Linked DNA regions of Homo sapiens: region 1 is linked to region 2. A link is an interaction called in ENCODE POLR2A ChIA-PET data of the cell type or tissue named here. Cell type or tissue: A673. All regions are shown on one strand. Each heading gives the region's core, and the rest is flanking DNA. Links, peaks and the distances in the headings are about the cores only. Region 1 overlaps MLXIPL (MLX interacting protein like). Region 2 overlaps TRIM50 (tripartite motif containing 50).

What was found. Peaks named below come from ENCODE experiments on the same cell type or tissue, not always from the same donor. Only the 100,000 strongest peaks of a DNase experiment are listed, where the experiment ranks them.
Region 1: POLR2A ChIA-PET joins it to region 2 with 6 read pairs; 2 of 35 experiments call an interaction of 5 or more read pairs at or near these places.

What each region holds. Positions count from the first base shown.
Region 1 is chr7:73,594,550-73,610,189 of GRCh38, forward strand. It overlaps MLXIPL (MLX interacting protein like), which reads right to left. Exons shown (of 17, transcript NM_032951.3): 3 at 13,041-13,123; 4 at 12,782-12,871; 5 at 12,425-12,469; 6 at 11,361-11,562; 7 at 11,139-11,219; 8 at 4,977-5,146; 9 at 2,633-3,164; 10 at 2,316-2,383; 11 at 2,090-2,240; 12 at 1,815-1,930; 13 at 1,604-1,723; 14 at 1,293-1,420; 15 at 1,088-1,211. Among named protein-coding and RNA genes, the nearest start is that of MLXIPL, 22 kb to the right of the region's middle. RefSeq lists silencers at 7,290-7,584, 8,310-8,604 and enhancers at 8,281-8,817, 8,310-8,604, 12,990-13,573. In A673, for the core only: no CTCF peak of the experiment used is centred there; DNase peaks (open chromatin) are centred at 6,872, 7,382 and 7,762.
Region 2 is chr7:73,322,627-73,327,854 of GRCh38, forward strand. It overlaps TRIM50 (tripartite motif containing 50), which reads right to left. Exons shown (of 7, transcript NM_178125.3): 2 at 1,763-2,179. The coding sequence starts at 2,161. Among named protein-coding and RNA genes, the nearest start is that of TRIM50, 2.8 kb to the right of the region's middle. In A673, for the core only: a CTCF peak has its summit at 1,678 (motif pointing right); a DNase peak (open chromatin) is centred at 1,655.

The DNA.
Region 1 (15,640 bases), core at 5,295-9,294, 280 kb after region 2:
CTTCTTTTTTTTTTTTTGAGACGGAGTCTCGCTCTGTCACCCAGGCTGAAGTGCAGTGGCACGATCTCAGCTCACTGCAACTTCTGCCTCCCAGGTTCAAGCAATTCTCCTGCCTCAGCCTCCTGAGTAGCTGGGATTACAGGTGTGCGCCACCACACCTGGCTAATTTTTGTATTTTTAGTAGAGACGGGGTTTCGCTATGTTGGTCAGGCTGGTCTCGAACTCCTGACCTCGTGATCCACCCACCTCAGCCTCCTAAAGTGCTGGAATTACAGGCGTGAGCCACTGTGCTCGGACTTTTTTTTTTTTTTTTTTTGACAGAGTCTCACTCTGCTGCCCAGGCTGGAATGCAGTGGCACAATCTTGGCTCACTGCAACCTCCACCTCCCAGGTTCAAGCTGTTCTCCTGCCTCAGCCTCCCGAGTAGTTGGGATTACAGGCACATGCCACCACGCTTGGCTAATTTTTGTATTTTTAGTAGAGATGGGGTTTTGCCATGTTGGCCAGTCTGGTCTTGAACTCCTGGCCTCAAGTGATCCACCTGCCTCGGCCTCCCAAAGTGCTGGGATGACAGGCGTGAGCCACCGCACCTGGCTTGCAGTCCCTACTTCTGTCCTGCCAAGACCTTCCCAGCTCTCTGCCTCTCAGTCCCCTCCTCCTTGCCCCTCCACGGCCCTTACTGTGTGCTGAACCATCCCCCATCCCTGAGCTCCCTGCCTGGGCTCAGTCAAGAACTTGACCCCTGAGCCAGATCAGGGAGTGGATTCCAAGTCTTCTGTAGTCCTCACTCCAGAGTTCAGATTCTCCCAAACTGCCCTCGGGGCTTCCTGAGGTCAGGGCCAAGGCTCCCCTTACCCAAGGACTCCTCCCTCAGTTTCCCTCTCTGCTCCCAGCCCCCCATCCCTGGGCAATTTTGCTGGCCAAGATGGCCAGGGCATGGAAGCAGGGGGCAGAGCCAGAGCCTGTCACCTGGGAGCAGCTCTGAGCCTGCCCGGCCTGGAGAGCTAGGCCTCCATCCCAGGCCCAGCCTGGTCTCACCCTGCCACAGCCCCTGCAGCCCCCCAGCCATGGGCTTGAGGGAGGATACCACCCAGAACTTCCAGTTGTGCAGCGTACGGGTTCGGACGTAGTCATCAAACATGTCTCGCATCTGGTCAAAACGCTGGTGTGTGATGGGTACCCCTGTGGCGGGCAGCTGCTGCTGGCACAGGCTGGGGGCAGGGCAGGGGTCAGGGGCTGGGGGTAAGGCGGCATGGCCCCCTGGTCCCAGCACCCGCCTGGACCCTGCCTACTTAATGGCGGCATTGAGCTCCTCAATCTCATCCCGCAGCTGCTGGGCCTCCTCCTGCAAGCCCGCACGCTCCTGCTGTAGCATAAGGATGTACTCAGCTGTCTTCTGCAGCGTGGTAGCTTTGCTCACCTGCAGACGCCACCAGGGGGGCTCAGGCAGGTGCTAGAGGCTGTACCCTGGGACCCACTGAGGCACTGGGATGGGAGGAGGCAAGAGTGTCTGGAGCACTCCCCTGCAATTGAGTTTTGGGTGGGGGGGGTCCAGAAAGGGGCCCTGTGGTTTTGGGGGTGCCAGCCTGGGCCCGGGGCTCACCTTGAGGCTGGGCTGGGCACTGAGTGTGCTCACGAGCCCATGAAGGGTGTCAAACCCCAGCTTGATGTTGAAGCGCCGCTTCTGCTCCGCGGAGATGTGTGTGATACGCCGGTTCTCGGTCTCGGGGAGCAGAGAGTTGGGTGAGCCTAGGAAGGAGCCCAGGAGGGCCTGGGGGTAGCAAACCGATCTTGGGGTGGGGGATGGTGCCCACCTTGTTGCTGTCTGGACGGCCCCGGCTGAGGATGGGTTGCGGGGGAGAGACACGGACGCTCAGAGTCCCAGGGCCTGGCATGGAGCTGAGGTCCCCTGACAGCCGCCGTTCACTGCCTGTGGTAGGGACAGACAGACCCACAGAAAGACCGACCCAGGGGAAAGGGTCCCCATTGCCCCCTTCCTCTCATCTGGCCCCAGACCCAGTCCCCTTCTTCTTCCTCCTCTTCCCCTCATCCCCTAGATTCCCCCAATCCCTGCAACCCCTCTCTTTACCGCTGGGCGCTGGGGGTGAGAGCCGCTCCGCTTTGGGGACAAGCAGGGGCCTGGAAGGGGCCAATGTGGCCGGGCCTGGAGGTGGCCGGGGCGGTGTAGGGGCCGGGGTCGGGGGAAGGAATGTGCAGGGGAATTCAGGGACTGTCTCCTGCTGGGGTGGAGAAGGGCGGAGAGTCGGGTTGAAGGCCGTGGGCACAGCCCCACCGCCCAGTGCCCGAGATCTTACCGGGGACCCTGGGGACCGGAGGAGGGTGCTGGATACAAGTGGTGGCTCCAGGGCTTGCTCCGGCTTAGCTGTGCACGGGCAGAACCGTGAGGCTACTGGGGCTGGCCCACCCCCGGCATCTATCAAGACCCCATCCTGCCCCTCCCAAGAGTCCACACCCCTTTTAGGTACAGGCCCCACATCCCTCATTCCTTGCCACTCTGTCCCTTGAACTGGACCTGCCCCTTCACCTTCATCTTCTGCTCCCAAAACCCCCTGTCCTCCCCACCCCCTGGCCTCCCTCCCCAGGCTTTCCTCTCCCCGTTGCTGGCCCTCACCTGCTGTGAGCAGCTGTGTGAGGCAGGGGTTGTTGCTCCCCGCAGTGGTGGGGGGACTGGCAGTGGCAGGGGCTAAGGTAGGGGGGCTGGCTTTCTGTCCCCTAGGGGATGGGGCGGGGGGCTTGCCTCTGGGCATGGAGAAGCAAGGCCCAAAGGCAGGCTCCGAATACCCCAAGGGTAGAAGCTCTATGGGGAAGGGGGTGGGGGCTGGGCTGGGGACAGACTGTGGGGTGGGTGGGAAGGCTGCAGGAGCAGGCAGCGGAGACACTCCTGGGGCAGGAGGGACGGTGGGGAAGGGAAACCTGGGAGAGAAGAGAGGCTCTTCCTGCAGCAAAGCAGTGGGTGGTGCCATGGGAGGGAAGGGAGGTGGGGGGCAGGGCTCCAGGCCTGGCACCTTGGCAGGGGGAGGGTAATGCAGCAGAGGTGGGGGTACAGGAGGGGGTGGGAGCCGGGGCTTGGGGTCTTCAGGAAGGAGGAAATCAGAACTCAGGAAGGCGCTGGAGTCCAAGGGGCCAGGGCAGCTGTTCCGAGCCTGGTTGGGGGGACAGACAGACACTCAGAGAGCAGGGGAGAGAGCTGCCCCTGGCAGCCATCTGGGCCTCCCCTGCCCTGCCTTGCCCTGGCCAAACTCTAGACTGGGGCCCTGGGGAGAGATAGGAGAAATGAGCCCTGCCTTCCAACACACACAGGTGTGCGAACATATACATGCAGCAGGGAAATTACAATGAGAGGAGGGAGTCGAGTACATTTATGCAAAAAGCAGGAACAGCGGAGCATCAATCTTCCTGCCCGTCCATTTGTCTCCCAAATAACTTATTCATCCATCCATCCACTAACTTGTCCACCAATCCATCCACCAACCAACTCACCCATCCATTCATCATCCATCCATCCACTAACTTGTCCACTGATCCATCCACCAACCAACCTACCATTCCTTCATCATCCATCCACTAACTTCACCAATCCATCCACTAACCAACCCACCCATCCATTCATCAATTGTCCATCTACTACTTCATCCACCAATCTCTCCATCCATCCGTCTTCCATCCATTCACCTACCTATTTATCAATCTATGAACCAGCTCATCTACCACTCTCTCCACCAGCCTACCAGATATTAACATATTAACTAATCCATCCAACCATCTATACTTCCATCATTCATCCACCAACCCATCCATAATCCTTCCATCCATCCACCATCTATACATTTCCAGCCACTTAACCACCAATGAACCCATTCACTAATCCATTAAACTATTCATCTATGTATCCATCCACCAGCCCACCCATCCACCCAACCACTCACCTACCCATATATCCACCAACCCACGTGTGCCTCCACCGCAGTCTAAGATGCATCTATCCATTCACCAGCACGCCCATTCATCTGCACACTTGCTCATTCATTCAGTCACTGACTCACTCATTGGACAACCATTCACTGAGTGCTGTTATGTGCCTGAGCTGTATTAGGTATAGAGAATGCAGTGGTGAGCAAAACATAACCCTTTCAGTAAGGAGCTCACTGTCTGATGGAGGAGAGACACCCCTCAGCAACCGATTAGAATTAGCACCTGAAAAGTCTGATGATGGAGGGAAAAGGCCTATAACCAAGCAGCAGGAAGCAACTTCTGAACTGCACCTGGGGGCCAGGTGTGGTGGCTCACACCTGTAATCCCACCACCTTGGGAGGCCGAGGCGGGCGGACTACTGAGGTCAGGAGTTTGAGACCAGCCTGGGCAACATGGTGAAACCCTGTCTCTACTAAAAATACAAAAATAAGCCGGAAATCGCTTGAACACGGGAGGCGGAGGTTACAGTGAGCCGAGATCATGCCACTGCACTCGAGCCTAGGCGACAGAGTGAGACTCTGTCTCAAAGAAAAAAAAAAAAAAGAATTGCATATGGGGAATTGATGAACCAAAATGGTAGATTCACTGTTTCCTAAACATCCACGCTCAGCTTTCTGCCTCGAAGCTTTTGTTCCTGCTGTTCTCCCATCTGGCTTGAGGTCAGCCAGTCCCTTCTGTCCAAAGCTGACCTATTCTCTAAGGCCCAGAAACTCCCCTTCTCCAGGAAGCCTTCCACAAGCAACTGGCCCTTGGTGGAGCCCATTCCATGGTCTCCATGCCCTTAGCTTTCTCCCACAACCGTTTTGTCCAGTTCTGCTTCACGGGGTCCCTCCCAGAGGGCAGAGATGGGGTCTTTCTTTCCCTCCAATCTCCAAGCAGAAGACTGGGCACTCAGGGAGTGTCTGATACCTCCTGGACATGAACAGGGCAGGAACAGCTCTCAAGTGAGCTACACAGGGCTGGACGGGGTGGGGTGAGCTCACCTGCAGACGGCTGTGTCCAGAGAGGTGGGTCATGGCCGAGGAAGCCGGGGGCACCTCTGGGCCCAGGGTCCCACTGCTGAAGAGGGAGTCAACCACGGGGCTGAAGCTGGGGGGCTCTGGGAAGTTTGAAGGCATGGGCGGCTGTGGGAGGCGGGAGTTGGTAAAGAAATCTGTAATTCAGACACACAGGGCAACAGCAGTTAGGGCCAGGGCTATGGCTGGGAAACAGCTGAGAGGAGAGTGGCCTGTCCCCAGCCTTGGCGGGTGGGGACATGGGGACTGGCGGGCAGAGGGTGGGGGTCCCTTCCACAGAAGATTGTGAAACTGGGAGGGTTTCTGTCTCGATTAGGGGAAGCAGCAACCGTCTTGGGTGGAATGAGCTTGCGTGGGAGAGAGCAGGGGACTGTGGATGTGAACAGGGACCCCAGGAAGGAGCCCCCTCCCCTCCCCAGCCCCAGGCTTAGCTCAGGAAGTCCCCCTCCCCACCCCCTGGTGGCTCCCCTTCCCTGATCTGCTGGAGGTGCAGAAAGGGGGTGCCCAGAGCGAGTGCCAGGGTGGAAAAGGGGTACGGTGCTAGGGGAGGAGGCCTGGCATGGGAGGGGCCCCAGGGTGGCAGAAGTTCAAGAGGGTGAGTTGGAGATGAGGGGGAACGTGAGGTCACTGGGTCCGGGACAAGCTTGGTTTGTTGGAAGGTCAACAGGTGGAGCCTAGGAGTGGGGTGAAGAGTGTAATGGGGCGAGAGGGGCCTAAGGCTGGGCTCCGAGTGGGGTGGGGGCGAGAGGGGCCTAAGGGTGGGCTCTGAGTGGTGTGTGGGCAAGAGGGAGATATGGGTGGGCTCTGAGTGGGATGGGGGTGAGGGGGGTGCCTAAGGCTGGGCTCCAAGTGGGGTGTGGGCAAGAGGGGCTAAGGGTGGGCTCTGAGTGGGGTGGGGGCGAGAGGGGCCTAAGGGTGGGTTCTGAGTGGGGTGTGGGCAAGAGGGGGATACGGGTGGGCTCCAAGTGGGGGGGGGGTGAAGGGGGACCTAAGACTGGGCTCCAAGTGGGGTGGGGGCAAGAGGGGCTAAGGGTGGGCTCCAAGTAGGGTGGGGATGAGAGGGGGCCTAAGGGTGGGCTCCGAGTGGGGTGGGGGCGAGAGGGGCCTAAGGCTGGGCTCCGAAAGGGGTGGGGGCGAGAGGGGCCCTAAGGGTGGGCTCTGAGTGGGGTGGGGGCGAGAGGGGCCTAAGGGTGGGCTCTGAGTGGGGTGGGGCAAGGGGTCTGGGAAGCCTGCGAGAGCTGGGGGAGGCAGTAGCGGATTGTTTGGGGTGCGGGTTGTGTAAGTCCTGGGCTATTCTGGTTTTGGGAAGCAGCTGGCCACGGCCTGACCACATCCCGGGCCTGGGCGCCGCCCGCCCACCCGCTCCCTTCCGGGCACCTTTCTCTGACCCTGACCAGCCTGTGATCCGTGCCAGCTCCTGAGGCCTCTTAGTCTGGGCAGTTCCGACCCCACCGTGACAACTCCCCACAGACCTGGGTGGGCCCCAGCTCCCAGTTTTTTCCCTCCCACCCCCCTGCCAGGAGAGCTGCTCAAGTCTGCCTCCCAGGAGCCACCTCCAAGGAGACCAGGAGTCAGTTAGATAAGGTCACCCCAAACCCAGAACCCACTGCAGGGTCAAGTGTGTGTGTGTGTGTGTGTGTGTGTGTGTGTGTGTGTGTTTGTGTCTTCACCCCCAACCCCATCCCCCAGAGATAGAATCGTGCTATGTTGCCCAGGCTGGTCTCAAACTTCTGGCCTCAAGCCATCCTCCTGCCTCAGCCTCCTAAAGTGCTGGGATTATAATGAGCTTGCGTGGGAGACAGCAGGGGACTGTGGGTGTGAACAGGAACCCCAGGAAGCAGTCCCCTCCCCTGCACAGCACCAGGCTTAGCTCAGGAAGTCCCCCTTCCCATCCCCTGGTGGCTCCCTTTCCCTGATCTGCTGGTACAGAAAGGAGGTGCCCAGAGAGAATGCCAGGGTGGGAAAGGGGTGCAGGGCGAGGGGAGGAAGTTAGCCACCGTGCCTTGCTGTCACCCAGGTTGGAATGCGGTGGCACCATCTCGGCTCACTGCAACCTCCACCTCCTGGGTTCAAACGATTCTCATGCCTCGGCTTCCCGAGTAGCTGGGATTACAGGCATGCACCACCACACTCAGCTAATTTTTGTATTTTTTAGCAAAAATGGGGTTTTGCCATGTTGCCCGGGCTGGTCTCAAACTCCTGAGCTCAAGCGATCCTCCTGCTTTGGCCTCCTAAAGTGCTGGGATGACAGGAGTGAGTCACCGCGCCCGGCCCTGTGTGTCGTCAGTGGCTTTGCTTTGCAGGAGGGTGCAGAGCCTGTGTGTTGCAGTCGCTGAACCCTGGAGTCTCAGCATGGGGTCTGCACGCAGCCTCTGCCTACCCTCTGGGTGTCTGTCGCTCCGTCTGAGGCCATGTGAACCTGTCCTGCCATGATAGCATGGTGCACGTGCGTCTGCTCTGTGCCTGTCCGCGTGTCTAACCTCATGGCAAAACGGTGTCTTCTTGCTGTCCACCTGCCTGCCTGCCTGCCTGCCTGCCTTCCTGCCTGCCTGCCTGCCTGCCTGCCTGCCTGCCTTCCTTCCTTCCTTCCTTCCTTCCTTCCTTCCTTTCTTTCCCTCTCTCTCTTTCTTTCATCTCTCTCTCTCTCTTTCTCTCTTTCTTTCTTTTTTTTTTTTTGAGATGGAGTCTCGCTCTGTAGCCCAGGCTGGGGTACAGTGGCACGATCTCGGCTCACTGCAGCCTCCCAGGTTCAAACAATTCTCCTTGCCTCAGCCTCCTGAGTAGCTGGGATTACAGGCCCCCCTGCTGCCTTTCTTTAAAAGGGGGACCAGGCCAGGCGCGGTGGCTCACGCCTGTAATCCCAGCACTTTGAGAGGCTGAGGTGGACGGATCACCTGAGGTCAGGAGTTCGAGACCAGCCTGGCCAATGAGGGGAAACCCCGTTTCTACTAAAAAAAAAAAAAATACAAAAATTAGTCAGGCGTGGTGGCGGGCGCCTGTAGTCCCAGCTATTCTGGAGGCTGAGACAGGAGAATTGCTTGAACCCGGGAGGTGGGGGTTGCAGTGAGCCAAGATGATGCCACTGCACTCCAGCCTGGGCAACAGAGCAAGATTCCATCTCAAAAAAAGGGGGACCAGGTGGGAGATGGCGAGTGGTCACTGCTGCTCCCCCATCTCCCAGGGTCCACAGTTCCTGTCACTAGGTCCCCGAGGCCCTGGCTCTAGAATCAGCCTCATGCTGTGCCTGGCCCCAGGCCGCTGAGGGCCTAGGGCTCCTCCCTGCTCACAGCTGCTGCCCACTCCCTGGGTCCCGGGCAGGGGTCATGGGGCCGCAAGGCCCTCTCATCCCTGAGTCACCAGCCACCCGCTTACCATCGTTGCCCAGGCCTGTCCCCACCCTGCCTTGAGAGAAGTTGCTTCCCAGCCCGAGCTGCTCACCAGGGCCCAAGTCCCTCCCTAGCCTCTGTCCCCTCCACGGACCTGACCTGTCATCCCCTCCCTGAGCTCCTCTGCCTCTGGCTGCCTCCCTGAGCACCCCTCACTAAGCCTCCTGCCTCCATAGAGTTCTGGTCCCCTCCCTGGGTTTCCAGCCAGACCTCCCCAGTGGGAGGCTCTTGGGGGCAACGAGAGCTGCCGTCTTGGTGGTACCAGTGCGCTCTGCCCTCTGGGTACACGGAATGTTTGATAAGAGAGGGCCACACGAGCCACCTCCTCTGTGTGGCCCACACTTTTTCCCCCATGCGCCAGCAGCCACCCGGGCTTGCCAGACATCGCCTCCTAGCCCCAGTCCCTGCTGGTCTTGCCCAGACCCCAGGTGGGGGTGGCTGGGCTCCTACCTGTGGCCGGGCGCTGTGTGCCCAGACAGGGCCGCTGCCCTCCCAGGCTGGCCTGCTCCCAGGGCACTGCCATGCACACTTCTGCCCCTGGGCAGCCCCCACCCCCTCCCGGGACTGGAACAGGGGTGGGGGTGGTTCCTCATTCCCTAGTTCCCGCCCCATAGGCCTCCACCTCTTGATTGACAGGCCCAGGACCCCGTGGGGAAGGAATTAGGAGGTCACTAAGACTAAGCTTTATCCCAGGGACCCTCTTTCTGTCCCCAGGGGCTTCGATGAGACGGGCTGAGCCTGGATATCTACCTGGCCCGCACATAGCTCCGGGGGTCCCTAAATGTGTGGCTATCGGGAATAACCTGCAAGACCTACAGCGAAGTGAGGAAGGCCACTTGGAAAGTCAATTGTGAAAACAGAGACATTTGTCCACATGTGCTTCTACTGACAGGAGCATCTCTGGGAGGACACTGAGGAATCAGTAACTTGGTGGCCCTGTGGTCAGGAGAGGGAGGCAGGGACACTCATGACTTACAAAAATTGCTTTAGGCCAGACGCGGTAGCTCACACCCGTAATCCCAGCACTTTGGGAGTCCGAGGTGGGAGGATCGCTTGAGGTCAGGAGTTCAAAACCAGCCTGGCCAACATGGCAAAACCCCGTCTCTACTAAAAATACAAAAAGTAGCTGGGTGTGGTGGCACATGCCTGTAATCCCAGCTACTCAGGAGGCTGAGGCACAAGAATCGCTTGAACCTGGGAGGCGGAAGCTGCAGTGAGCTGAGATGGACTCACTGCATTCCAACCTGGGTGACAGAGTGAGACTCCGTCTCAAAAAAAAAAAAAAAAAAAAAAAAAAAAGCTTTACAAGATATGATGCATGCCTGGGATTTTCTTTAAAATAACGCACTGGGCACGGTGGCACACACCTGTAATCCCAGCACTTTGGGAGGCTGAGGTGGGAGGATCTCTTGAGCCCAGGAGTTCTAGACCAGCCTGGGCAATACAGGGAGGCCCTGTCTCTTCAAAACATAAAAAAAATTAGCCAGGCATAATGGTGCGTGCCTGTGGTCCCAGCTACTCGGGAGGCTGAGGTGGGAGGATCACTTGAGCCTGGGAGGTTGAGGCTGCAGTGAGCTGTGATTGTGCCACTGTACTCCAGCCTGGGCAACAGAATGAGACCCTGTCTCAAAAATAAATTAAATTAAAATAAAATAAAATAGAAACATAACAGAAGAGAAGGAATGTTCTCGGATAAAAGACTGGCCAAGAGTTGATAAGTCGGTGACATCAGTGATGGTGACTTGGGAGGTTTTTGCTGAGCTACTCTTTCTCTACTAGTGTGTGCATGTTTGAAATGTTCTCTAGTAAATAGTTTTATTTTTTATTTTAATTTTTTTGAGACAGAGTCTTGCTCTGTCACCCAGGCTGGAGTGCAGTGGCGCGATCTCGGCTCACTGCAACCTCTGCCTCTCAGGTTCAAGCAATTCTCCCACCTCAGCCTCCTGAGTAGCTGGGATCACAGGTGCCTGCCACCACGCCCAGCTAATTTTGGTACTTCTAGTAGAGATGGGGTTTCACCATATTGGTCAGGTTGGTCTCGAACTCCTGACGTCAGGTGATCTGCCTGACTCGGCCTCCCAAAAGTGCTGGGATTACAGGTGTGAGCCACCATGCCCAGCCTAGCAAATAGTTTTAAAATGCATTGTGTGAAAAATAAATAGACCCAAATAATTCAAAGTTCTTCTCTCCCCTGAGAGAGTCCCAGCCTTCACTGCTTTCTTGGGAGCCCCTGGTTCCCTGGCCAGGTACTCTCTTGGGCCCTGCCCCCATTGGAGGCCACACCAGCTGGACAAAAGGAGACCAGGAAGAACCCTCAGAAACCACCCAGACCTGCCAGGCATGGTGGCTCATGCCTGTAATCCCAGCACTTTGGGAGGCCAAGGCAAGAGGATGGCTTGAGCTCAGGAGTTTGGGACCAGTCTGGGCAACATGGTGAAACCCATCTCTACCAAAAATACAAAAAAAATTAGCCGGGTTTGGTGGTGCACACCTGTAGTCCCAGCTACTCAGGAGGCTGAGGCGGGAGGATCACTTGAGTCTGGAGGGCAGAGGTTGGCACCACTGCACTGCAACCTTGGTGACAGAGTGAGATGCCATCTCAAAATAAATAAATAAATAAAAAGACAGAAAAAAAGAAACGACCCAGACTATCAGCCCTCCCAGAGGGGCCTGGGATGGGCTCATCGGCCTTCCTCACACAGACCCTGCCCGTCCACCCGACCTGGGGAGGGGCTCGCCCCACCTGAGATGTCCATGAAGTCATCCAGGCTTGGCTGCAGTGGCGTCAGGTCCGGCTGGATCATGTCAGCATTGCCGACGTAGGCTGGAGGCAGCAGTGGCGACATCAGCAGCAGCAGGCAGGGAGGAGCAGGGTCCCCACCCCCATCCCCAGCCATCCCTCCCTTGGCCTCCTGGAATCTCACAGGCCTTCACCCCTCTCCCCTGCCCTTTCTCAGACCCTCACCATCCTCAGGCGGCAGCTGCAGGGGCGAAGGGCCGGACTGAGTCATGGTGAAGAGAGTGTCTGAGATGTCGGACAAAAAGCAATTGAGGTCCAGGAGCTGCCGCCCACCCGGCTCCTCCTCTGGGTCCCCCAGCAGCACGGGGACCACACTGGAGAAGAGCTGTTTGCACCATTGCTCCGGCGGCGGCCACCTGCCTTCCGCCTAGGGAGACAGAGCCGTCAGCAGCCGCTAGAGAGCTCCCACTGCCCCGATCTTCCATATCACCCCTCTCCAGGGTCAAGTGGTCAGCAGGACAGAGGGTCTGTCTGTTCACACCTCTGTCACCTTTCCCTAGTGGACCTAGCTTGCTGCTTGAAAGGCCAAGATCACTCCATTGGCCTCTAAGAACTTCCCCCAGGAGATAGACCAGGATGCAGATACAGGGGTCCCCTTCCTGCTCTTTAGATTTTTTCCTGTCTGGGACCCCAGTTCTTTGGTCCCTCTGGTTTTTTTTTTTGTTTGTTTTCTTTTTCTTTTTCTTTTTTTTTTTTTTGGAGACGGAGTCTCACTCTGTTGCCCAGGCTGGAGTGCAGTGGCGCAATCTCAGCTCACTGCAACCTCCACCTCCCAGGTTCAAGCGATTCTCCTGTCTCAGCCTCCTGAGTAGCTGGGATTGCAGGCATGCGCCACTATGCCCGGCTAATTTTTGTATTTTTAGTAGAGACGGGGTTTCACCATGTTGGCCAGGCTGGTCTCGAACTCCTGACCTCAGATGACCCACCCGCCTCGGCCTCCCAAAGTGCTGGGATGACAGGCGTGAGCCACCACGCCCGGCCTGGTCCCTCTGTTCTCCCATGCCTCCCACCACTTGCTCAATGACCTGGGGTCTTCTCACCACCTCACCCTCACCCCCCAAGAAGAGAAGAGCTCAACAAATGAACCACAGGATGGCAGTAACATCCCACATTCCACCCTCATGCCCAGCCACTGTCTTGCCCACTGAGGCGGAAACTGTCAACTCTGCCTCCCATCTACTTGGGGGGCAAAGGGATGCCCTTGCCTGCTGGACTTACAGAGCACCCACCTGCTTAGGGGCCAGGAGGTCATCTTCCCTGCTGGGCTTACGGAGCTGCAGGGACACACAGAGTTGGACACCGGATCCCTTGCCCCATCCTCCATCACTTTCCCCCCAAAGTCTCCTCTACTCACAAGCGATGAGATCCCCCATTTCCCATCAGGAGCTCACCCGACCCCTAGGTAAGGAGGCCGCTAGGAGACGCTGTGGCCACACGGTGGCGCTGTCGGCCCGGGACTGAATGGAGGGCCCGAGGGGCGCAAGCTCGGGGGTCAGGATCCCCTTTCCAGGGATCTTCCGAGGCGGGCGGTAGCCGGCAGCCGCAGGAGGAAAGCTCTGGGGCCTCCCTGGCCCTCCCCCACTGACCCGCTTCTTGTAGTAGATGCGCCACTTGTGGTATTCCCGCATCACCACCTCGATGCGCCGCTTCCAGTAGTTCCCCTCCAGGACCACGGCCTGGGGTAGGGGCCGGGGGAGGGGGATCAGTAGAGAGGGGAGCACCGCACACCCATCTCCCACCCTTCACCCCATCCCTGTCTGCTCAGCGCAAGGCTACAGGAGGCAGGGGCTGGTCTTGGTGGGTGGGCAGGTGGGCAGGTGGGCAGGCGGTCCAGAACCCAGCTACCTCCGGCTTCCGGTGCGCATCAGCCTCAGGCCCCTGCAGGGGGGTCACGAAGCCACACACGGGGCTCTTCCTCCGCTTCACATCTGAGAGAAGGGGGCCAGGTCAGGGGCACCCAGCTTCCTCATCCCCCACCTCACCCCAGGGGACTGGGACTCAAGTGACACCCTGCGAAATCCTGCTTGGCCTTTGACGTTCAGATTAAGTGCCCATGCTGCCTCCTCCAGGAAGTCTTCTCGGATGATGCTCTAGCCTCCTAGATCTTCCTTTTTTTTTTTTTTTTTTTGGAGATAGGGTTTCACTCTTGTTGCCCAGGCTGGAGTGCAATGGCGTGATCTTGGCTCACTGCAACCTCCACCTCCTGGGTTCAAGCGATTCTCCTGCCTCAGCCTCCTGAGTAGCTGGGATTACAGGCGCCCACGACCAGGCCCAGCTAATTTTTGTGTTTTTAGTAGAGACGGGGTTTCACCATGTTGGCCAGGCTGGTCTCGAACTGCTGACCTCAGGTGATCCACCTGCCTCGGGCTTCCAAAGTGCTGGGATTACAGGCTTGAGCCACCTCACCCAGCCTGATCTTCCTCTACAGGGCACTGTGAATCCAACCTCCCACACCTTCTCTGGGTTCCTCTGGAGCCCCATAGGTACACTTGCAAAGACTGCTGAATGGATTGTGGGGCCATAGGCCACAGAGAGTGAGCTGCCTCCAGAAAGTCCTGGTTAGGGCTGGGTGCGGTGGCTCACACCTGTAATCCCAGCACTTTGGGAGGCCTAGGTGGGTGAATAACGAGGCCAGGAGATCAAGACCAGCCTGCCAACATGGTGAAACCCCGTCTCCACTAAAAATACAAAAATTAGCCGAGCATGGCGGCACATGCCTATAGTCCCAGCTCCTTGGGAGGCTGAGGCAGGAGAATCGCTTGAACCTGGGAGGTGGAGGTTGCAGTGAGATCACGCCACTGCATTCCAGCCTGGTGACAGAGCAAGAATCCATCTCAAAGAAAAAAAAAAAAGAAAAAAAGAAAGTCCTGGTTAGACTGGCAGGCCAGGGGCCTAGAGCCTTGGGTCCTCTGCCTCAGAAGGCTAGGCACTACCCACTTTCATTGCAGAGAACCACCCTTGGTTCACTTCTGACCACCAACATGTGTCCTCTTCCAGGCCTCCACCTCCCCTCCCAGTCTCTAATTCTGACCTCTCCCCAGGCTCTTGCCCTTGGCCCCAACACACACTCCAGGCTCTTTTTTGTTTTTGTTGTTGTTTTGAAACAGGTTCTTGCTCTGTTGCCCAGGCCAGAGTGCAGTGGCGCAATCATAGCTCACTGAAGCCTTGACCTCCTGGGCTCAAGCGATCCTCCCGCCTCAGCCTCTGGTGTACGCCACCATGTCTGGCTAATTTTTAAATTTTTTGTAGAGACAGGGTCTCCCTGTGTTGCCCAGGCTGGTCTCGAACTCCTGAGGTCAAGGAATCCTCTTGTCTTGGCCTCCCAAGGTGTTGGGATTACAGGCGTGAGCCACTGTGCCTGGCCTCTTCCTTTTTATTACTGTTATTTTTAATTTTTTGGTAGAGACAGGGCCCCACTATGTTGCTTTGAGGACTGGCCTCAAATTCCTGGGCTCACGAGGCTTTTCTTTATCTCCTAGCTTCCCTGGCCACTTTTTTTTTTTTTTTTTTTTTTTTTGAGATGGCGTTTCACTCTTGTTGCCCAGCCTAGAGTGCAGTGCCACGATCCCAGCTCACTGCAACCTCCACCTCCCGGGTTCAAGCGATTCTCCTGCCTCAGCCTCCCAAGTAGCTGGAATTACAGGCACGCGTTACCACGCCCAGCTAATTTTTTGTATTTTCAATAGAGACGTGGTTTCACCATATTGGTCAGGCTGGTCTCAAACTCCTGACCTCAAATGATCCCCCAACTCAGGCTCCCAAAGCACTGGGATTACAGGTGTCAGCCACCTCACCGGGCCCTGGCCGCTTTGTGTGTGTGTGTGTGTGTGTGTGTGTGTGTGTATGCTTGAAACAAGGACTGAATCTGTTGCCCAGGCTGGTGTGTGTGTGTTTGAGACAAGGACTCAATCTGTTGCCCAGGATGGAGTGTGTGTGTGTGTGTTTGAGACAAGGTCTCAATCTGTTGCCCAGGCTGGAGTGCAGTGGCAGGGATCTTGGGTACTTCGATCTCCGCCTCCTGGGTGCAAGTGATCCTCCTACCTTAGCCTCCAGAGTAGCTGGGACTACAGGTGTATACCACTGCACCCAGCTAATCTGTGAATTTTTAAAAAAAATTCAACATGGTTTCACCATGTTGCCCAGGCTGTTGTCAAACTCCTGGGCTCAAGCGATCTGACTGCCTCAGCCTCCCAAAGTGCTGGGATTGCAGGCGTGAGCCACCGCTCCCAGCCCCTGACCACTTTTCACTGACTCCTTTGCAATGCCCACCCTGCAGCCTCTCTCACTCTGGCCCTTTCCTGCTCTAGCCTCATATCCAGCTGCCTGGGGACCCTCCCTAGGATGTCCCAAAACTTGCCACAAAAACCCCACTGACTCCCAGCATTCCAGGTCTGACTGTTATATTCCGGGTCTAATTGAGAAAAAAATCTCAATCTCATAGGATC
Region 2 (5,228 bases), core at 1-4,000:
TCTCTCTGATTTCCGGGAGGCCACACTCAGCTGGTGTTCCCGCTCTGAGGATTCTTTCTATCCCTTTTTTCAGGGCTCTCTCTCAATCCAGATTTTAAGCCTGGTACCCCTTGGGGTCATCATCAGTGTCTTCCCTTATCACTATGTAGACTCTCCTGGGTTGGTCTTCTCCACCAAAGGGGACTTCAGTGACCACCAGGAGGAAGGACCCTCCACACCTCTCGCCCTGAGCCCCACCGCTGTCCTGGTCTGCACACCCCTCGACCCGACTGCACATATCCAGGCACCTCCGGCTCCACCTGCCCACGCCGGATCCTCCCCTGCGATCATTTCCTCTGTGCAAGGGGGAATCACAGAGCTGGAGTCAACCTTCCCGTCCCTCACCCTCCTTGCCACACACAGTTGTCAGGGTTTTTTTCTGTTTGAAATTTGTCTTTGGTCTGCCCCAGGCCTTTGTCCCAGTTCCCATCGACTTAGGTCCTGGCACCTTCATCTCTCACTGTCCTTTTGCCTCACCCTCAAAGCTCCCCTCTGCCAGAGAGATCTGAGCATTTCATCACTGGCTTAAAACCCTCCAGCCTCCGCCTTGCTCCCTCATCCTGTGAATAAACTCCAAATCCCTTCCCGGGTCACACTGGCCTCTCCATGCCCCAGCCGCAGCTTACCTCGCTGGCCCTATCTCACCCCCACCGATGTTCCCTCCAGCCTTATGCTGGGATTACAGGAGTGGCCACTGTGCCTGGCCAACAAGGCTAATTTTGAAACTTTTGTAGAGGCAGGGTCTCACTATGTTGCCCAGGCTGGTCTCAAACTCCTGGACTCAAGTGATCCACCCACCTCGGCCTCCCAAAGTGCTGTTATTATAGGCATAAGCCACCCAGTCACGTGTTTTATAACAGGTGTTTTATATATATAACAGCCAGCCAGGTATTATTATTACTCGTCTTAAAGAATGATCTGCTAGGTTTGGTGATGGCCTATAAAGGCAGGAATTCACTGATTCAGCATTTTGGACATTTACAATGTGCCAGGCATGGCTCCAGGCACTGAAATACACCAGGGGACAAAATGAAGTCCCCACCCTCATGCACCATAGAGTGCAAACAGGGGAGTGTCCAGACACAAACAAGGGGCCTAGGGCAGTGGTGCATGCCTATAATTCCAGCACTTTGGGAGGCCCAGGCAGGAGGATCATTGGAGGCCAAGGAGTTCAACACCAGCCTGGGCAACATAACAAGACCCCATTTCTACAAAATATGAAAAATGAGCTGGGCATGGTGGTGTGCACCTGTAGCCCCAGCTGCTCGGGAGGCTGAGGTGGGAGGATTGCTTCAGCCTAGGAGTTGGAGGCTGCAGTGAGCCATGATCACACCACTGCACTCCAGCCTGGGCAACAGAGTGAGACGCTGTCTCCAAAAAGAAAGAAAAAAAAGAAAGGAGAGAGGGAGAGGGAGAGGAAGAGGGAAGAGGGAAGAGGGAAGGAGAAGGAAGAAAAGAAAAAGGAACAAACCAGAACTGCAAATAAAAAAACAGGAAGGGGTGAGCACGTGACACCAGGGAGCTCCCATCCTGTTCGTGTGGCTTCAATCCCCGGCACCTGGGTTGAGCTGCAGCTCAAACGCTAAGGAATGAATGCGCCAGGGCACAGCTGCAGGGAAATCGAGGATAGCTGGATCCTTTTGGTGCCAGGTGATGGCACCAGAGAGCACAGGATCTGGTCCCCGCGGGCCTCTCCAGCCGCCCCTGCACCCTCACTCCCCACCTTCATGCGGCTGTAGACGGTGGAGACGGGCGTGACCGGGTGGTGTTGGTGGGAGCCCAGCAGACCGCAGAGGCCACAGATGAGCTCCTGGTCCTTCTCGCAGAAAAGGCTGAGCGGGTTCCGGTGGTGCACGCAGACCTTGGGCTCCGGGTCCCCAGGGAGCCTCAGGGCTTCGATCACCCTGGCCAGGGAGACGTTGGGCAGGGAGCTGCTGCCGTCCACCGCCTGCCGGCACACGGGGCAGCGCAGCTCGGCATCCAGGTGGCAGGACAGGGAAACCAGGCAGCCCTTGCAGTAAGAGTGGCCACACTGCAGCATCAGGGGCTCCTTGAAGACCTCCAGGCAGATGGGACACTGAAGCCGGTCCTCCAGCTCTGGCAGGCTCACCTGCCAAGCCATCCACACTCACTGCCCGGGCTGAAACACAGGCATCCGACCTCAGTCCTGTCCCCTCCCCTCCCCCTGTCCAGCACTCATCCACCACCCTCAACCCTAAGGAGCACCAGAATTTTAGAGGAAACACTTTGAGTCCTGGATCCCAGTCCTAACCCACATGACCTTGGGCCCCAGTTTCCGCAGCTGTAAAACAAAAGACTGCAGTGAAAAAAACTGGTCCCTTGAAGATATGTGTGTGTGTGTGTGTGTGTGTGTGTGTGTGTGTGTGTCTACATTTTTTACTCAAATTTGGAGACAAGCATGAAAGGGGCCATCTGCAGGGTCATTTGCAGTGACACTAATAATGCAAGGTCCAGCCCCAGCATGCATCCGGACCTAGAACTGAACAGCAAAACCTAGGCAAGCTCCCCACCTTCTAGATCAGTTCCCAAACTTTCGGGAAACTGTTGAAAGCATAGGTGTAATAGAGATTCTAGAGGCCCACCTTCAAAGGATCTTCTTCAGGGGGTCTCCAGTGAGACCCAGAACTCTACACTTATAGGTGACACTCCCAGGTAATTCTAGAGAGCCTGGAACCTACAAGGCCTCTACCCTGATCTCCCACCTGCTCCCCTATGAAAGCTTGTCAATGAGACAGAAGCAGCACCAGCAGCCCCCGGGGGAGCCCGACATTGGAATACCTGGCTTCTCACAATCCGCTGGGCCTCCCACTACAGCCTCAAGCCAGCATCACTGGCTTTCCTTCTTCCCAGCAGGGAACAGCAGGCACAGAGTCAGAAGTGGGAAATGCAGCTGGACGCCTGCACCACTGCCTGGTCTCTGCCCCTTCTCTCCTCCCCTTTCCCAGCAACACCCCTGTGTCCCCAAGGTCACCAGAATCAGGTGGAAACTGGGTTACATCACGGGACTGGGGAGGCAGCCTTTGTTGGGCCTGCTCTGATAACATTCAGGTGCTGGCCTTGGCCACTGTGGAGGAGGGGCAGAAACAGAGGGACTGGGTACACCGTCCACACCTCATGACCCCAACAGGAGCAGATAGGTGCTGGGAAACAGTTCTTTCTGAATCTCAAACTCTTGCTCTTACTCTCCTTTTTTTGGGCGGGGGGGCTGGGGGGTGGGGAAAGACAGCTTGTTGCTCTGTTGCCCAGGCTGGAGTGCAGTGGCGTGGTCATAGCTCACTGTAGCCTCCAACTCCTAGGCTCAAGCCATCCTCCTACCTCAGCTGCCTGAGTAGCTGGGACTACAGGTGCATGCCACCATGCCAAGCTAATATTTAAAAAATTTTTTTAGATACCGGGTCTTGCTTTGTTGCCCAGGCTGGTCTTCAACTTCTGGGCTCAAGCAATCCTCCCACCTTGGCCTCCCAAAGTGCTGGGATTACAGGCGTGAGCCTTACTGCACCCAGCCTTCCCTCTCTCTCTCTTTTTTTCTAATACAAACTGGCAGATGATGATTCAATCTCTCTATTTTTTTTCATTTTATTGTTTTATTTATTTTAGTAGAGACAGGGGTCTCGCTTTGTTGCCTGGGCTGGTTTTGAACTCCCGGCCTCAAGCAATCCTCCTACCTCAGCCTCCCAAAGTGCTGGGATTATAGGTGTGAGCCACCAAGCCTGGCCTCTTTTTTTTTTTTTTTTAAGATATTCAAAGGTATCCTTATTTACTTAGATTTTTTAAATCAAGGTATAACATATACAAGTGTGCAAATCTTAACCACACAGCTTGATAAACACTTGATGTATATACACCCACTCTCAAGAACAAGATGTAGAGTGATTCCAGAAAGCTCCCTCCTGCCTCCTCCCAGTCATAACTCCTAACAAGGACAGCCACTGTCCTTATTACCATGTTGTCATGTGGACTGTTTTTGAATTTCACATAAACAGCATCATATAGAATGTACTCTTTTGTGTCTGGTTACTTTCACTCAATAATATTGAATTGTGAGTTTTTTTTTTAATGTGAAGTCTTTCAACGTTTAGAAATTCAATGACACTCTGTTATACAGGTTTTGTTTGTTTTCTGAGACAGAGTTTTGCTCTTGTTACCCAGGCTGGAGTGCAGTGGCGCAATCTGGCTCATTGCAACCTCCGCCTCCCGGGTTCAAGTGATTCTCCTGCCTCAGCCTCCCAAGTAGCTGGGGTTACAGGCGCCTGCCACCATGCCCGGCTAATTCTTTGTAATTTTAGTAGAGATGGGGTTTCATCATGTGGGGCAGGCTGGTCTCAAACTCCTGACCTGGAGCGATCCACCGGCTTTGGCCTCCCAAAGTGCTGGGATTACAGGTGTGAGCCACCGCGCCTGTCCTGTTATACAGTTAATGAATATTATGGTCATAATATACTGCTGTGGTTTGAATGTATCCTCCTAATTTCATGTGTTGGAAACTTAACCCCCAATGGGGCAGTATTGAAAGTTGGCTGTAGCTTACGCCTATAATCCCAGCACTTTGGGAGGCCAAGACTGGAGGATCACTTGAAGCCAGGAGTTCAAGACCAGCCTAGCAACAAAGCTACAAACCATCTTTCCAGCAAATTAAAAACTAAAAAATAAATTAGCTGGGCCTGGTGGTGCAGTTCTGTAATCCCAGCTACTCGGGAGGCTGAGGCAAGAGGATCTCTTGAGCCCAGGGAGTGGCGGCTGCAGTGAGCTGAGATCCATCACTGAACTCCAGCCTGGGCTCAGAACGAGCCTCTGTCAATCAATCAATCAATCAATCAATCAGTGTCTTGTCTGGGCCTAAATTCTCTAGAACACAATGGAAGAGAGAAAGTGAAAGAAGGTGGAAGTAACCCACAGCTGGGAGCCCTGAACCCTGCTGGTGGCAGGTGGCTCTCGTGTCCTCACCAGGTTGCCCTGCAATCACATGCTGCATCCTTTTTCCTGAACCTGCCCCACGTGCCCCACCACGCAGCCACTCCGAGGGCTCCTTCAAGGGCGGCAGCCCTGTCACTCACGTGTTCCAAAAGTGCTTCCCCTGTGCCCTGATGGCCTCGCCATGTGTCTCATCATGCCCCACGCGCTCCCACTGTGCGCCCCACCTCGCACCCGTGCCCCATCATGCTCTGCGT